Linked DNA regions of Homo sapiens: region 1 is linked to region 2. The links are chromatin loops, found by intact Hi-C in ENCODE. Cell type or tissue: OCI-LY7. All regions are shown on one strand. Links, peaks and the distances in the headings refer to the core of each region. The heading gives the core; the rest is flanking DNA.

Region 1 (9,257 bases), core at 1,427-6,426, 66 kb after region 2:
ACCCTTCTGAGCTGCTGTTCCTCACATGTTTCTGGGCCCTGATAGTGACTCTCACTTGCCCTGTTTGTTCCTGATTTGCTTTTCGGAGTAAGGGGATCCTGTCCCCATGGACAGTGACAGAGCAACTGGGCCGCAATGGCATAGGCAGAAGAAAATCTAATCACTCTGGGGGTGAGTGGTGGTTAAAACGACTCATGTAATTATGTGGATTGTAATTTCCTTACACATATTTATTTGCTTAACAACCCAGCATGTGAGATATATTATCTAATCTAATAAAAGATACAAACTTATGGGCACACAGCAATGTTACTGTACAACTTTCTCGTCTCACGGCCTGGCTGTCCCCCAGGTAGCCTGCCTCTTAAAGTCACTGTGGACTCCTGGAACCCACTCAGAAACGCCACTTAGGAAGAACCACCTCTGATTCCCCATCAGCCCGTAGTTCCTCACAGAAAAGGCATTTGCTGCAGGGGTGAACGTGGAATAAAGCCACAGGGCAGTTTTCAGCTTGCTCCTGTGTGCAGGAAAGTCATACCTCCAGTTGGCCCCGATGGCGGCTCCGAAATGTAAAGCAAGGCCTTAAATTTAACTGCTTTTTCTAGTTCTCAAAGCACTGCACTTTCTTCATGGCAGATGCTATTTTTGCATTATTATACCGTTGTAGTTGAACGGTGATTTGTTTAAAACAACATTTGCAGCAGAACCTTAAATACCATGCCTTAACCTCAAAGTCTTCTTTCTACACTGGCCCAGATACCTCTGCACCCGGCTATGTGTTGGGTTTGAGATTGTCCTGGGTGAGAAACACCAGGAAACAGCGGGACCGGTAAGGGCTACAGATTATATATTAAGGATTAGGCTGGATGTGGACTTTATTGCCAGTAAACTAATTAGGTCCTCAGAATTGATACCTTGTGGCTCAAGTTTTTAAAAATTAAATTAAGAAAAGAAATGGCCCAATCACTATCTCAGTTTCCTTCTCGTATATGAGCATAATGCAGAGGACAAGATGCAGAGAAAGAAATTATAACCTCTGCAGCGCTGGCTCATGCTTCTGGCATGGAGTCTTTCTCAGTTCGCAGAATTCTCTTGACTCTTGGCAGGCCTTTGATTTAGAGTATGTCTAGTCTGCTCTTTTCTGTACGTTCTCATTTACATACCAGGATATTTCTGCACGATGATGACTTTTTCCTGCCTAAACATTAGTCTGTCACTGATATAATTCCTATCATGTATTCCTCAAGGCTAGTATAGAAAGTTAATCCATTACGCTCAAGAACAATAAGATCTGGTGAGTTCCAAGAAGGAGAAAATGCTTGGCCTAAGACAGAAGGCGCAGTGTTGACACTCCATTTTACAGAAGCTGACTGTCCTGGTTAATGGAAAGCTAGACTTCGCTTTATCTTTCCCAGTGATTTCTTGATTGGCTGTGGTTTTACTGCTTAATAGAACTTCCACCAAAACATTCTGTTATGGGAATCATATGAAAGGAGAGACTCAGAGGTTGTGATTTGGTAGAACCGCCAGTGAAATTTTGGTTCAGGACCTCAAAACCACGGCAAAACTGAAATCTGTTTTCTGAAAGATGATAAGGTCTTGGCCTAACACGAACTCCCTCAGGCTATAAAACAGTGGTAGGAAGGGCAGCTTCCTTACCCCAAGAGAGAGCCAATTCTTTGCATTTGCCATATACCCAGCATAAAACCAGACTGTGGTCTTTGAAGCTGTTCCTGAAGTGACAGTGGAGAGAACCGGGCAGCCCAGAAACCCCAGGCAAGGAGATTGATCCTGCAAGAGAAGGGGGTTCATCATGGCGGATGACCTAAAGCGATTCATGTATCAAATGTTACAAAGTGTTGAAGGGCTCCATGCTATTGTTGTGTCAGAGTTGGAGTACCTGTTATTAAAGTGGCCATTGATAATGCTCCAGAGCATGCTTTGAGACCTGGTTTCTTACCTACTTTTGCCCTTGCAACAGACCACGGGAGCAAACTTGGACTTTCAAAAAATAAAAGTATCATCTGTTACTGTTACACCTACCTGGTGATTCAGTTAAATCATTTACCTTTGGTGGTGAGTTTCATAGCCAGCAGCAATGCCAATACAGAACTAATTGTCAGCCTAGAAAAGAAACTTACTCCATTATTTGAAGAATTGAGACAAGTTGTGGAAGTTTCTTAATCAGACAGTGGTTTCAATGTGTACCTTATCTTTATTATAACAACACAATATCGATCCAGCAATCTTTAGACCATAATACTTTTATCCATGTCCTCAAGAAAGGGCCTCTTTTTCCAACTTATACTGAAGAGCAAGCATATAGATAAAATTTATGGACGGATTGATTGTTATATTTTCTGGTGTAGGGTCTTTTCTTATTTAGTGAGATCTGGGGATACCACAAAAATAGTTCAGTCTGTCACAGCACCCATGGAGTTAGTCCAGCCACCAAATATGGATGAGATTCTATTCCGTGGATCAGAATCAAACTGGTACATTGATCCATTTGAGCCATTAAGTGCTCTCTATTGTACAATCTGCCCAGGCCTGCAGAATGAAGCAGATTTTTTATTGCGAATAATAATGAGATATTTTTCTTCAGATTATGTTTTATTTCTTCTCATTGAGTGTGAGGAACATAAAATGGCTTAGTAAAAGCAATAAAATCAGTACAGTCACTAGCTTTCCTTTGTACTTATTACTTTATGATATAGATGAATATTACTGATTGGTTTGATTCTTCTCAGAGGGTGCTGCTCTTTAATGAAAATAAAAATTATAGCTAATGGTTTTTCCTCAAACTCTGCTTTCTATAACTAATCAGTGTTTTAATGTTTGTGTGTTCTTTATAAAATTTAAATGTAATTGGTTACTGAATTCTGTTTCCAATATTAGTATTATGTAAACATGATAGTATAACCATTTTTTCATGTGAGTATACATAAAATAGTATTAAAAAATAAAAAAATAACAGATTGTAACAAAGTCTGTAGTCATCCATGGATGCAAAGATTCTGCTTTGTACGTCTCTTGTACCTTAAGTTTGAGCTAGCATGATAATGGTTCCACTCAGAGTAATAACTAGGAATCATAGCCTCCACACTCCTCCCACCTCAAGTCTCCTTTCTAAATTTTATCTGTAACTCTGTCCTGATGCTGCAGTTTTTCTGCCTCCCATTCGGACTTTCCTTGAAAGTCATCTTTCATTCCATAATCACTATTGAATGCTTTCCTAAGTACCAGGCACCCGAATTAACTATATGAACACAGAGCACTGGCCCTTAGTAAAGGCAGCCTAAGAGAGAGATACATCTACCAACGATTATCACACAACTTTGTGTGTCACCGTAGGGGAGTGGGCACAGGGAGGTGTCAGGGAGGTCTTCACAGGGTCGAAATTTTAGCTCCAACTTGAGAGCATGAACACTTACTGTCCTGCACCCCCCTGGGCCTCCACCCTGCCTGAGTGGGTGCAGCCCTGCAGGTGTCAGCCTCACAGCAGAGTGCAGGCTGCACTTCAGCCCACTTGCCACCCTGGCCTGACACTCTAATGCAGGCCCAACTTGTTCAATCATGAAGGCAGAATGCCTACTATGTGCAGAATTCCCTGAGGCTTTGAGTAGAAAAGCCTCAGTTTTCCTAAGAGAATTGTCAAACTAGTTGGATAGATAAGAAAAACAATGTTAACACAGCAGTTCATCACCAAATACATTCTAAAGGATTGAGACAAGAGAGCAATGGACCATCTTGACTCAGCAGTGAGGATCAGATGCTGCCTCCATTGTGAGAGTCCCCCAACCGGGAACTGGACTGGCGCTTCCCACACCTCCTCTCATTTCCCTCTCATGACCTCTCACGGGAGAATTATCATCTGCATTTTACGTTGAGGAACCTGAGGGACACACAGACTATCCCCTCCAGGCTGCCTTTCTCCAACGCCCAGGTTTTTACACCTCATTGTTGTCCTGGAACTTGAAGTGGAGTTGAAAAGTGATGAACATGGGCAGTGACATCCCAGGAAGAATAATCTACACAGGCTAGAAGGTGGAAGGGGCTGAGGGAGAAAAGTTTGTAGAGAGAAGAGGTAAGGAGACCAATTAGGAAGCCATTGCAACATTCTAGGCATGAGGTGATGGGCGTCTGTGGGATTCTAGAAAAGTGAGGAGGAGATGTATTTATGGACACTTTGAAGAGATAATCAATAAACTTTGGCAAAAAAAAAAAACTGGAGGAATCAAGGACCGAAGACGGGAGGAAATGCTACCTTTAGAAGAAATTGGTTAATAAGTACTATGAAGCAGGAAACTATGCTTTGGGGAAAAAAGATAAAAGAAAATCACCCTCCTCTTCCCACAATTGTTCCTAAAATGTATTTACCTTTTTCCACCTCAGAGCAGCATCACTACATGAAATTATATAAACTATGTATATGTTTGTTTTGACTGGCTCCTCTGTTAGAAGGCTGGTCTTGCTCACTACTTGTATCCCCACAGCCTGGAACAATGCCTGGCACATAGTAGGTGCTCAATAAATATTGGTCGAATGAATGAAATGTTTAGTATGTGGTGAAAAATATTCGGAAAGTAATTAGAAGACAGATGTGGCTTTGCCATTCTAAAGGGAGCGATTGCTATGCAGCTCCAGCCAGCTGTGGCCGTGTGAGAATAAGAATATCCTTTCAAGAGATAACAGACATCCAGAATTTTATGGAAAATCTTACAACTTAAAATAGTTTTTTTCTGTTGCCCAGGCTGGAGTGCAGTGGTGTGATCTAGATTCACTGCAACCTCCGTCTCGTGGGTCCAAGCAATTCTCCTGCCTCAGCCTCCCGAGTAGCTGGGACTACAGGTGCATGCCCCCATGCCCAGCTAATTTTTGTATTTTTAGTGGAGATGGGGTTTCACTGTGTTGATCAGGCTGGTCTCGAACTCCTTATCTCCAGGTGATCCGCCCGTCTCGGCCTCCCGAAGTGCTGGGATTACAGGCAGGAGCCACTGTGCCCAACCACAACTTAAAATATTTTGCAACCCACCTGGGTTTTATGGTGAACCAAGTTTGGCTAACAATTTGCAGCCTCTGGGTTTCACTTCTCTTAAGTCCATTTGGCATCTCTCTTTTTGTTCTATGAGAGAGAAACAATAACCAAGGTCATGAAATCAATCAAATTAGAGCTTTTCGTCCTGGGAGAGAACAAACCCTTTCTCAAACCGACACAATATTTGGCCTTTCTTCCACTGTCAGACTTCACAAGGAGGGCTGATATTTGTTTCTTCTTCCTTGCCACCCCACCCTTCCTAATTTCACCAAATCTGGCTTTTGTCTTCCGCTGTGCACTGTTTGATTTCAGTGCTGTTCTAATATTCTTAGAGGTCACCGGTGACCTTTTAATCATTAATTCAGTGTTTTGTTGACTATCATTCTTTTTAAAAAAATTTTGAAACGCACCTTTATTATTTCAGTTAAATTCATGTTACTATTGGAGTTAATCAGATTTATTCATTTATTTAAAAATGTGCTTAGTAATATGTTATTTGGAACCATTTTAGGGACTAGATGAGACTGACTTTTTTTTAATGTCTGATTTTTTTTTTCCTGCCTCAGATTTATTTGTACAAATAGCACAGGAGAACACCAACCCCATGTACACGGCAGCCCGGGGGTGTCGCGCTAGTCCTCTGTCCTCACGTTGGCAGACAAAGACAAAGATCTCTACTCTGAAGCCTTTGTGGGAGGCTGGGCACCTAGGAAGCCTGAGCTGGAACTGGAGCTGGAGCTGCAGTCTGGGTCTTGATTTATTCCTTGGCCTTGGCCTTGGCCTTTGGCCAGCACAGCCTGAGCCCCTGGGCAATGAGGGCACTAGCATACTTCCCAAGCTTGGGGTAGGGCAATATAGGCAAGTCGATCAAGCTTGCAGCTGACTCCCTTTGGGATCTTGGGCTTAACCTCCTTGGGCTTTACGAGGGCCTCGATAGCCTTGGCACGTGCACTCATGGCCTTGGCACTGTTGGCCTGCATCTTCTTTGGGCCCTTCTTGTTGTGCTTCTTGGCAAAGCACATGTTCCTCAGGAACTCAGGGCCCATCCCCCTTAAGAGATTCATATCGGCTGGGCGCAGTGGCTCAGGCCTGTAATCCCAACACTTTGGGAGACCGAGGCAGGTGGATCATGAGGTCAGGAGATCGAGACCATCCTGGCTAACACAGTGAGACCCCCATCTCCACTAAAAATACAAAAAATTAGCCAGGCGTGGTGGCGGGCACCTGTACTTCCAGCTACTCGGGAGGCTGAGGCAGGAGAATTGCCTGAACCCGGGAGGCGGAGGTTGCAGTGAGGCAAGATCCAGCCACTGCACTCCAGCCTGGGCAATAGAGCAAGCCTCCGTCTCAAAAAAATAAAAGAGAGAGATTCATATCTTTGTGATCAGAGTTTCTTGATGCCATTTCTGTGCAGTTTTTGGGACTGGTTGTGTGTGTGGTTCTTGGACTTAGACATGTCTGCATCGTAAGCCGTGGCTTCCTGGAAGTGGAAGCTAATGTCTTTAATTTTTTTAAATGTATAGTTCAGTAGTCTTAACTATTGTCTTGCAGCAACAGATCTCTAGAACTTTTTTATCTTGCAAAATTGAAACTCAATGCCTATTAATCACTAATGCCCTCTCCCCCGGTTAGAAACTACCTTTCTACTTTCTGTCTCTGTGATTTTTGACTGATTTGGATACTTCATATGAGTAGAGTCGTACAGTATTTGTCTTTTTGTGACCGGCTTATTTCACTTAGCATAATGTCCTGGAGGTTTATCCATGCTGTAGCATGTGACAGGATTTCTTTATTTTTTTAAGGCTGTATAACATTCTGTTATTGCGTGTATATACCATATTTTCTTTATCCATTCATCAGTGAACATTTGAGTTGCTTCTGCCTTGTGGCTGGTGTGAAAAAATGAACATGGGTGTGCAAGTATCTCTTTGAGATTCTGCTTTGAATTCTTTGGATATATATCCAGAAGTGGATTGTTGGAGCAAACAGTAATTCTGTTTTTAATTTTTTGAGAAAACGCTGTATTGTTGTCCACAATGGCTGCCACATTTTACACGCCCACCAACAGTGCACAAGGGTTCCAATTTCTCTACATCCTTGCCAACTCTTGTTATTTTGTGTTCTTTTGACAGTGACCATCCTACAGGGTGCGAGAAGATGGCTCGTTGTGGCTTTGATTTGCATTTCTCTTATGAATAGTGCTGTTGAACATCTTTTCGCATGCCTGTTGGCATTTGTATACCTTCTTTAGAGAAATGTCTGTTCAAGTCCTTTGCCAATGTTTTATTCTGGTTGTAATTGTGGTTGTTGTTGATGTCCAGTTGTAGGAGTTTCTTATGTAATCTGAAGATGAACCCTTATCAGATATGTGATTTGCAAATATATTCTCCCGTTCTGTAGGTTGATTTTTTTATTCTGTTGAATGTTTCTTTTGATGCACAGACGTTTTTTAAGTTCGATGTTGTCCCATTTGTCTATTTTTGCTTTTATTGCTTGTGCTTTTGATGGCATATTTGCTTCTCGTTCTTGATACCTCTGCTGCCCTTAACAAACCCACAAAGATTTTAATAAATTAAATCAATAAATGAATGAATATGCCATAAATAAAAAAGAACAGAAAGCCTTCTACTTAATTAAGTGGCAGGACTTACTCAACCATCAGCTCCCAGTTGAAATTTCACCTGGGCTTCCTTGTAGAGTGCTCCTTCTTCCCCTCCTTGCCTCATTAGTGACTTCCCTTCCTCTGCATCCCAGTTTAAGTGTCACATCCTAGAGAAGCCTTCTTGGTCTTCTCTGACTTAGATCCTCTGTTTTGTCATCTCATGTGGCCTATATCTTTCTCATTCATAATCAACACTGTTGTTCCACATTGATATATAATTTAACTATTTGATTAATATCAGTCCCCTTTAATTAATTATAACATCAAAAAGAATGAAGAGTGTGTCTGATTTTGCTCTCATTTCTCACAGCTAAAACTGTGTCTGGCACATAGTAAATGCTCATTAAATACTTATGAAATGTAGGAAGATTTACTATGAGTAGAAGAAGAGAATAGGATAATGGATCCTGGGCTTGGGCTTGAGTTTTTGATATCCCAAGTGCAGAGCAATGAAGGAGAAAACAATGCCTGCCCCTGGACTCTTTTTTGGAAGACTAACAGTAGTGTGTGTGTGTATGTGTGTGTGTGTGTGTGTGTAGTGAGGGTGGACTGGGTGGTGATGCATGTTCATAGAGAAGTGGCAGGCATGTTAAAGGGGCTGAAGAGACAGAGTATGATCCACAAAACTTCCACTGTAAGGGTAAAACTAAGGCTTATTCTTATTTTTACGTGGGATTTAATTATTTGACGGTATATGTGGCACAGACTCTAATCCCATTATAAGGGCTTTTTTACATTTAAATTTTATTTATTTATTTCATTTTTATATATTTTTGTAGTTTGTGATGGGGGTGTTTGATTTTGTGACACCTGATCCCCATAGAACTAAATGGGCCCCATTCTTTTTGAATAGCAGCTATTTAAGTTAAAGATAAATTTAATTTTGATTTGGAAGCTGTGTAATACTTTCTGAAATAAAAGCAACAACCTAGGGAAGCTCAGAATAATAGTTGGGGTTTACCGCTAATAACGGGAAAACAAACCCTTAGTTTAAAGCCAAGTTTTGGCCTCAAATTGGCTAGAAAATGTCTCTCCTTTCCTTTAAAGGACAGGCTGAAGCCATGAGACCAGCAAGACCCCTGTCTGTGTGCTGCCTGTCTGAAATGTGCTAATTTTTTTCCTCATAACTGTGAAGTGATTAACACGTTGCCTTTTTGCCATTTTCATGGTATTATCATCTTTATAATGGCTAATAAATCTTATGCTCTTCGATCCACACATTGCTCTTTCATTTAACTTTAATTTATAGAACCCTAGGAGAAATTAAAGAGATATTCAAAATACTTTAAATGCTAATAAAAGAATATCTCTAAAAGCATTTTCTGTACACATAAAATGTTTCATGTGCACACAGAATCTTAAACATTTGACCTAATCACTTTTCTTCCTTGATGATGTATTTCTATGTTCACATATCATTTTTAAAATTTTTAATTTTAGTTCTGGGGTACAAGCGCAGGATGTACAGGTTCGTTACATAGGTAAATGTGTGCCATGGTGGTTTGCTGCACCTATCAACCCATCACCTAGGTATTAAGACCAGCATCCATTAGCTAT
Region 2 (9,257 bases), core at 1,438-6,437:
CAGCTCACTGCAACCTCTGCCTCCCGGGCTCAGGTGATTCTCCTGTCTCAGCCTCCTGAGTAGCTAGGATTACAGGTGCCCGCCAACACAGCTGGCTAATTTTTGTTTTTTAGTAGAGACGGGGTTTCACCATGTTGGCCAGGCCAGGCTAGTCTCAAACTCCCAACCTCAAGTAATCCACCCGCCTCGGCCTCCCAAAGTGCTGGGATTACAGGCATGAGCCACTGCACCCAGCCCACAAATTTTAAAATTTAAAACTGGACACAGTTAATATCATGAAAATGTAACTTAAGTGCACATATTAAACCTACCTCAGAGGAAACAATAAAAGACACTTAAAAAATTTACCAATACTTATAAATCTGTTTCTCTTAACAAATACCTCAGAGATCTATTTCAATTAAATTTGTCATCCACTAATATAAATCATATAAATAATGTCTATTTTGATTTGTGAAGTGAAATTTCTACATTTTCAGATACAGTAATATAAAAACTCATAAGCAAAATATAGCCTACATCACTTTATCTAATATTCTTGGAATTAAAGTTCAAAAGAGCATCTTGAGGCTGGGTGCTCACACCTGCAATCCCAGCACTTTAGGAGGTCAAGGTAGGTGAATCACTTGAGATCAGGAGCTCAAGTCTGGCCTGGCCAACATGGTGAAACCCTGTCTCTACTAAAAAATACAAAAATTAAGTGGACATGGGGACACACGCTTGTAATCCCAGCTACTTGGGAGGCGGAGGCTGCAGTGAGCGAAGATCACGCCACTACTGCACTCCAGACTGGGCGACTGAGTGAGAGTCCATCTCAAAAAAAAAAAAAAAAAAAAAAAAGAAAAGCATCCTGAGAATGTTGCTGCTCATGCTAATTTCCATTCCAAATTAAATTTTAGTTGATCCTTTCCCTCTAAATGTCTGGGTTTGAGATTTAATATAAATGTATAGCGAGGGACTGATGTTAGAAAAAAATGAAGAAATTCTAGTCTAGTGAATATTAAATATCAGAACAATTTTACTCCCACTTTTGATGGGGAAAAAAAAGTCTCCAGCACTAGAAGTCAATGTGATTATACATATGATCACTATGCAGTTATAAGGTGTTTGTAGAAACAATCCAGAATATACTTATATATTTGGGGTCTAATTGTGAAACTTTTAAAGAACAGAACTCACAGCTTCCAGGGCTGCTCAGGGCCTCGTGTGCATGACTCTGAATCTAGGAAACGTTACTGACATAGCTGCTGGGAGTTTCTTTGTCAGGTCCTAAGTAGCACTTGAGGCAGTTCTGCATTATATGTGATTACATCCCACCATATTTATTGTTTCCTTTTCCCTTAATAAAATTTTAGAAAAGAACAATTTTGAGTAGTATGTATCCCAACCACATCACTCTGAAGAAACTGAGCCAGGGTCGCACAGCTAAAGCACAGCCCTGGATATCCAGTCCACGACTGTCCTGTCACTGCCTCTCCTCTTCCTCAGTCAGAGACTGGCTCCCCTTCTCCGCTTCCCTCAGCCTTCCTCTCCCTCCTCTATCTCATCGCTGTTACCCACTCTCCTGAATGGCCTTGGGCCCTAACCCCAGGGCCTAGGTGGTGGTGCCAGGGGGCAGAAGGATGGTCCTAACTGGCTGGGAGAGTTACTTGGCTGGACCCTCACGATCATAAAGAGAACCCCAGGCCAGGGCAAAATGCAAACACCGCCTCTTACAACAACCCCTGTGGGCTCCAAAGGGGAAAGACCTGCCTTGTGAGGGTGGGCGGAGGTTTTTTCAAGAGGGAAAGCAGGTGAAGGGGCCAGAGTGGAGCTGCTAAGGATTTAGTCGGTATGTGAATTGAATGACCTTCAAATATGTAATCCTCTCAAAACCTATTACATAAGATAAATACGATTTTTTTGTTATCTGAGTCTGTTATCTATCTTCAGGGGTTGGTTTTCAATCCTGTTCAGGTCATCTGCAACCACAGTCCACTTTGGCAAAGCTACCAATGCAGAGAAGAGCCTGGGCAGGTAGGCAGTCGTCCAGCATCCAGAGAGAGAAGAGCAGAGCCAATGGGACCAGCATGCGGAGCCCGCCCAGAAACACCAGAAAAGGGTGGAACCCAGCCTCAGGGTGAGGGAGGCCAGATTCTGGCTAGAGACACCAGCATCTGAGGAGGAGTCAAGTAGGCCAACAATGTTATTTGCATCCATTTGGTAGGCCAGAATAGTAGCTTTAAACGCCAGTGTCAGATTCAAGATCACCACAGAGTAGAGCAGTGGTTCTTAAACCTTAGCTTGCACTAAGACCACTTGCAGGGCTTATTAAAACAGATCACTACTTCAGCAGGTCCAGGGTGAGGCCGGGTGACCTGCACTTTTTTTTTTTTTTTTTTTTGAGATGGAGTTACCCTCTTGTCACCCAGGCTGGAGATGGGGTGGCGCGATCTCGGCTCACTGCAACCTCTGCCTCCCGGGTTCAAGCGATTCTCCTGCATCAGCCTCCCGAGTAGCTGGGATTACAGGCGCCTGCCACCACACCTGGCTAATTTTTTGTCTTTTTAGTAGAGATGGTGTTTTGCCATGTTGGGCAGGCTGGTCTCGAACTCCTGACCTCAGGTGATCCACCTGCCTCGGCCTCCCAAAGTGCTGAGATTACAGGCATGAGCCACCATGCCTAGCCAGTGATATTCCTTTAAAACGGTACAGGAAAAGCATGAACATGTGCAGATTTTACTGCAGCCTACATTCTGACAGTTCTGTATGAAATGCTTAAAAGAGACATCACACCTGTTAGTTGCAATCAAATATGCCATTAATATGTTCATTATTGTAATTTAGTAGCATTAGAAGTGGAAGGAAAAGCTAGTGTTACAATCCTGCAGCCTGTTCTAACTCCTAGCAATAAGGAATAAATGCCCCAAAGGAAGTACTGCCTGAGATCATAAAGAGAACACTGGCAATGCAGCCCTCAAGCAAGTTCCACCCACATCTTGGGCTCTGTATCTGCTTGGGCTGTGTCTTTCTTTATCTGAACTTTCCATTTGTGTGTGACTGCCACCCACTTTTTATGAGATCATGGAGTGTGGAGTCCTGTGTTGTGGTTAATGAGGACTAGAAGAACCTTGGGTTTAATTTGGGTTTGCTGGGTGGAACTACAATAGTGTGTCCCCTTTCAATCCTCTTCTTTTGCCTTGAATGACAGGAAATGACTGGGAAGAGGGCAGGTTGGGCAGGCTGGTGAGAGTGTGCCAATCTCTGGAACCTACTAACAGAGGAAGAAGTCAGTGTCCCAAAGTAGAAGGAAGGTGCAGGGATACCCTCCTTACTGGGAGGGAGGCAAAAAGATCACCATAAAAGGCAGAGTGTCCTGCACAGAAGATGCAGAAGCCTCTCCACTCCTCTTAGGACAAAACCTAAACGTCCCAACACAAGCACAACGCCTCCTCTCGAGTTTGTAATTAATCTTCCCCTTGCCTTTGTTGCCTTTTCTTCTGCACAGCTATTTTAGAAGCTTTAAGAAAATATATATATTTCTGAGTGTAATAATGGTATTATTTCTTATATAGTTAGATATAAACTCCAATAGATGGGAAAAAGGATATGAAGCATGAGATTTGCTCTAAAATATTCTAGCAAAAATACTGTAGAGCGATAGATGAAAAAGAACGGCACAGAATGTGAATCTTTATTGAAGCCGGAGATACTAAGATGAAGACTCATTATATTCCCCTCTCTGTTTTCCTATTTGAAATTTCCCACAATAAAAAAGTTTTAATGGGTGGTAAAAAAAAATACTAATAATATAAAAATACATTTTTCCAGATCCACACCAGGGCCTAGGTCAGAGGATGGAGGCAGGTCTTCCAGAGGACTGTGCCTACCGTTGTGCACTGCACAACCACTGCAAACCAGGGTTTGCCTCCTAGTCTTCAGAGCTTTGTGTAATTATTACAATCCTTTCCCAGCAGATGGCAGTAATTTCTCTTGAGGAAGAGGCACCTTTTCCTAACTCACACAAAGTCACCTCTGGGCTGATAGCAAGGCTGGTCCTCCAAGACTGCCCCTGATGACCAAGTTTCTCAGGACAACATGATAAACAAGCTTGTTTGGGTCCAACTGTACTACACGGCATGTCCCATACTGTCACTCAAACACGCAGCCACTCTGCCTGGGCTGCACTGTGAGGTGTCTCCCTTACCACTGCTGCTGCCTTCCAGAGCACCCTTACACACCATGCCCACCCCATCCTCACAGGATCAAGAAAGCCCACTATAGAAAATTTAGAAAATACAGACAGAAAAGAAAAATCAGCCACAAATCCACAGCCCAGAAATAATCAAAGCTAACATCTATTAGTTATTAGCTATTAACATTTTTCAGTCTTTTTTATGTGTTTTTGAGACAGTCTCCTGCCTAGTTGGGGCTACAGATGCACGCCGCCATACTCAGCTAACTTTTTGGTATTTTTTGTAGTGACAGGGTCTCACCATGTTGCCCACCTGGTCATGAACTCCTACGCTCAAGCAATCCACCCACCTCGACCTCCCAAAGTGCTGGGATTACAGGTGTGAGCCACCATGCTCAGCCATGTGCATTTTTAAGAAGAAAATTGGGATCATACTCTACAGGATGTTTTAAAACTTGTTTTCAGTTAATAATATCTTGTGAACATTTTCTCAGGATATTAAGTATTCTGCAACATCAAGTTTAATGACTGTAACAGTGTGACATTGCATCCTATGTTAAAATATTTTTTAGGATTTGCTTTTTTTAAGATGAGAAGCCTTACATGTGTTCAGAGGCAGAACAAAAGGACTATTTTGAGACAGGGAAGTGAAATCCATTGGGAAAGGAAGCAACCCAAATACCACCTGGACATGCAGACCCTCTGCCCAAGGAGTTTGAAACAGAGTGACTCCGTCTTGAGTAGAAGCTGGGTAAAATAAGGCTAAGACCTACTGGGCTGCATTCCCAGACGGGTAGGCATTCTAAGTCATAGGATGAGATAGGTTGGCACAAGATACAGGTCATAAACACCTTGCTGATGAAACAGGCTGCAATAAAGAAGCTGGCCAAAACCAAGATGGCGATGAGAGTAACCTCTGGTCATTCTCACTACTACACTCCCACCAGTGCCATGACAATTTACAAATGCCATGGCGAACATGGTAACATCAGGAAGTTACCCTATATGGTCTAAAAAGGGGAGGCATGAATAATCTACCCACTGTTTAGCATATAATCAGGAAATAACCAGCCAGGCACGGTGGCTCACGCCTGAAATCCCAGCACTTTGGGAAGCCGAGGCGGGTGGATTGCCGGAGGTCGGGAGTTTGAGACCAGCCTGAGCAATGTGGAGAAACCCCATCTCTACTAAAAATACAAAATTAGGAGGGCATGGTGGCACATGCCTGTAATCTCAGCTACTCAGGAGGCTGAGGCAGGAGAATCGCTTGAACCCGGGAGGCAGAGGTTGAGGCGAGCCGAGATTGTGCCATTGCACTCCAGCCTGGGCAACAAGAGCGAAACTCCATCTCAAAAAAAAAAAGAAAAAAGAAAAAAAAGAAATAACCATAAAAATAGGCAACCAGTAGCCCTGGTGGCTGCTTTGTCCATGGAGCAGCCATTCTTTATTCCTTTCCTTTCTTAATAAACTTGCCCTCACTTTACTCTATGGATTTGCCTTAAATTCTTTCTTGTGAGAGATCTAAGAACCTTCTTTTGGGGTCTGGGTCAGGACCGCTTTCCGGTAACATCTCTGCAAGGAGCTGACTGGTGAAATCCTTATGTCAAGATAATTCCTTTCATAAAACAAGAAGAATTACTAGAATTATACAGAACTTGAGATATACAAGAAAATAAAGATTCATAAAATGGTTTAAAAAAAGCCCAATTCCAAAAACAATGCAATGATTTGGAATATGTGATAATTATTTTCAGGATACGCTTGATCTATCTCAGAAAGTTCAATAACCAGGGTTAATGGTTATCACTTATTTTCTCCCACAAAGGGAGAAATTTTTTTACCTTTTTTTTTTTTTTTTGAGATGGAGTCTCGCTCTGTCGCCCAGGCTGGAGTGCAGTGGCACCAACTCGGCTCACTGCAAGCTCTGCCTCCTGGGTTCACGCCACTCTTCTGCCTCAGCCTCCCGAGTAGCTGGGACTACAGGTGCCTGCCACCACGCCCGGCTAATTTTTTTTTGTATTTTTTAGTAGAGACGGGGTTTCAGTGTGTTAGCCAGGAGGGTCTCGATCTCCTGACCTCATGATCCACCCGCCTCGTCCTCCCAAAGTGCTGGGATTACAGGCATGAGCCACCACGCCCGGCCACCAGCGTGTCTCTTAGATATTAGGTAATCAGTGGGGGTAGCTATCATCATCATCATATTATTATTATTTGATATGTCATTGTAGAGAGTTCAAGTGGTCTGCCTAGTTTCTAAGGAAGAATATGGATAGATCCCACACTGGAATGAGATGTTCCAGGCTGCCCAAGGTATTGCCTTTGACATTTAAGTGGTAGCTTTTGGTGTGCTAGTGCTAACTGTTAGTAGCTATTTAAAGCATCTTGCTAGTGAGGTCAAAGTCATAAGTTCAGTCCCTTTGTACCAGTTAACTGCTGCATGGCTACAAATAAATGCTTTCTACCAGCCCCTCTACCTCAGGGACATACCCACTAGATGGTAAGTGGGGTAAATGAGGACCCATCATCACCACTAGAGAAAACAAAACTCAAAATGCACGCAGTGCTGACAGGGTGGCAACATGACCTTCCTTTAGCAGGGCCAGCCATTTAGCTAATTTAAGTCACAAGGAATAAAAGCCAGAAATGGTGTGAAGGCTAATTGATATCTACTGGGTAGGGGAATGGCTCATCATTAACTATAATAAAAAGAATTTTTTTTTTTTGAGATGGAGCCTTGCACTATTGCCCAGGCTGGAGTGCAATGGCACAGTCTTGGCTCACTGCAACCTCCACCTCCTGGGTTCAAGTGATTCTCCTGCCTCAGCCTCCTGCGTAGCTGGTATTACAGGCACCCGCCACCACACCCGGCTAATTTTTTGTATTTTTAGTAGAGACAGAGTTTCACTATGTTGGCCAGGCTGGTCTCGAACTCCCGACCTCAGGTGACCTGCCTGCCTTGGCCTCCCAAATTGCTGGGATTACAGGCATGAGCCACTGCGTCTGGTCACTAAAAAGAATTTTTAAAAATGATATATTCAGGCCAGGTGGGGTGGCTTACACCTGTAATCCCAGCACTTTGGGAGGCCAAGGCAGGGGATCACCCGAGGTCAGGAGTTCGAGACCAGCCTGGCCAACATGAAGAAACCCTTTCTCTACTAAAAATACAAAAATTAGCTGGGTGTGGTGGTGTGCGCCTGTAATCTCAGCTACTCAGGAGGCTGAGACAGGAGAATCGCTTGAACCCTGGAGGCAGAGGTTGCAGTAAGCTGAGATCGTTTCATTGTACTCCAGCCTGGGTGACAGAGCAAGACTCCCGTCTCAAAAAAAAAAAAAAATCTTCCATCCTTGCCCATCACCGTCTAATTAATCTCAATAGAACAGCCAGGCAATCTTTTCGAAAGTGTAAAGTCAGATCATATTGTAAACCAAAAATAAAACTGGAAGGCCCCGCAACAATTTGAATGGACCCCCTCTCCTCAGCCAGGGAGCTCTAAAATTTAACCTGACAGACTGGTTCAGGCTCCACGAACACTGACTTCCTTGCTCTCTGTGTCACAGCCATTTGAACCAGAGCAACTCCATCTTGAATAGGGGCTGAGTAAAATAAGGTGGAGACCTACTGGGCTGCATTCCCAGGATGCTAGGAATTCTTAGTCACAGGATGACATAGGAGGTTGGCACGAGATACAGGTCACAAAGACCCTGCTGGTAAAACAGAGTGCCATAAAGAAGCCAGCCAAAACCCACCCAAACCAAGATGGCATTAAAGTGACCTCTAGTCATCCTCACTGCTCATTATATGCTAATTATAATGCATCAGCATGCTAAAAGACACTCCCACTAGCACCATGACAGTTTACAGATTCCATGGCCGTGCCCAGGTTACCCTATATAGTCTAAAAAGGAAATGAACCCTCAGCTCCAGGAAATCTCCACCCCTTTCCCAGAAAACTCATGAAAAAGGAAAAAGTCCACCCTTTGTTTAGCATATAATCAAGAAATAACTACATTATCAGTCGAACAGCCCATGCTGCTGCTCTGCCTGTGGAGTAGCCATTCTTTTGTTTCTTTACCTCTCTAATAAACTTGCTTTCAGTTTACTCTATGGACTCACCCCAAATTCTTTCTTGTGTGAGTTCCAAGAATCTTCTCTTGGGGTCTGAATCGGGACACCTTTCTGGTAACATCTTCTCAAATGTCACTTTTCCAGGAAGGCCTTCCCTGGTTACGCTGGTTTAAAGTCTCCATTCTCTTCCCCTGCTTTGTGTTTCTCTATTGGACATACTGTATGTTGTATTTCGTGTCTGTCTTTCCCCAGCAGCAAGCAATCCAGGAAGCCTGCTCATGGTCTTTCTTCCACTGTTGCATCCCTCGTGTCCAGTCTGGCTGAGAGGCGATGCTCAGTAAGTACTCGTGAGATGAATGCATATTACTAAAACCTAATGTCTGTTAACTAACTCCACAGAGCAAGTTAACTCATTTGCTAGCCGAGGAATGCATTTTGCAGATAACTTACTCAGGCTGGTGCTCCTGGAAGCCATGCTGCTCAGAACCAGATAACCCATGGCAGCATCTGAGAGAGAATCCTGTGATCTCACAGAAGACTGACTGCCCTTGCTTTAAAATCTCCCAAGCCAACACTTTTTTCCACCCACACGCTTTATGGCAAGGCTTGTGGCATGTCCAAAAAAAAATTTTTTTCCACATTGGAGTAATTTCTAAGCAGCTCTGAGAAAACTGTAACTTTGTCTTCGGACCATGTGACAGTGAGTACCCTTGCATCGAGGGGAGCACTATTAGGTGCTCCAGTTTGCAGAACAGGTCATCAGTCCCAGCTCTTGCTCATGTGGCTTCTTAACCCTAAAGACGAGCTCTCAGTCAACAACACAGGAGCTACTGATATAATTGGGATATTTGACTCCTCCAAATCTCATATCGAAATCTGATTCTCAATATTGGAGGTGGGGCTTGGTGGGAGGTATCTGGGTCACACAGAAGGATCTCTCATGATCTGCTTGGTGCCCTCCTTGAGGTAATGAGTGGATTCTCACTCTATTAGTTCCTGCCAGATCAGTTTGTTAAA

What was found. Peaks named below come from ENCODE experiments on the same cell type or tissue, not always from the same donor. Only the 100,000 strongest peaks of a DNase experiment are listed, where the experiment ranks them.
Region 1: a loop joins it to region 2, with 2.2 times the contacts of the local background. A loop is called at or near these places in 19 of 110 quality-filtered maps.

What each region holds. Positions count from the first base shown.
Region 1 is chr13:36,920,726-36,929,982 of GRCh38, forward strand. It overlaps a transcript of SMAD9 not described here, the pseudogene LAMTOR3P1 and the pseudogene RPL29P28. Among named protein-coding and RNA genes, the nearest start is that of SMAD9, 5.1 kb to the left of the region's middle. RefSeq lists an enhancer at 5,427-5,928. In OCI-LY7, for the core only: a CTCF peak has its summit at 3,512 (motif pointing right); DNase peaks (open chromatin) are centred at 3,466 and 5,076; H3K4me3 peaks cover 1,610 bases; H3K27ac peaks cover 1,909 bases.
Region 2 is chr13:36,854,436-36,863,692 of GRCh38, forward strand. The region is part of intron 5 of SMAD9 (SMAD family member 9); the gene reads right to left. Among named protein-coding and RNA genes, the nearest start is that of RFXAP, 40 kb to the left of the region's middle. In OCI-LY7, for the core only: CTCF peaks have their summits at 3,959 (motif pointing right) and 4,158; a DNase peak (open chromatin) is centred at 3,956.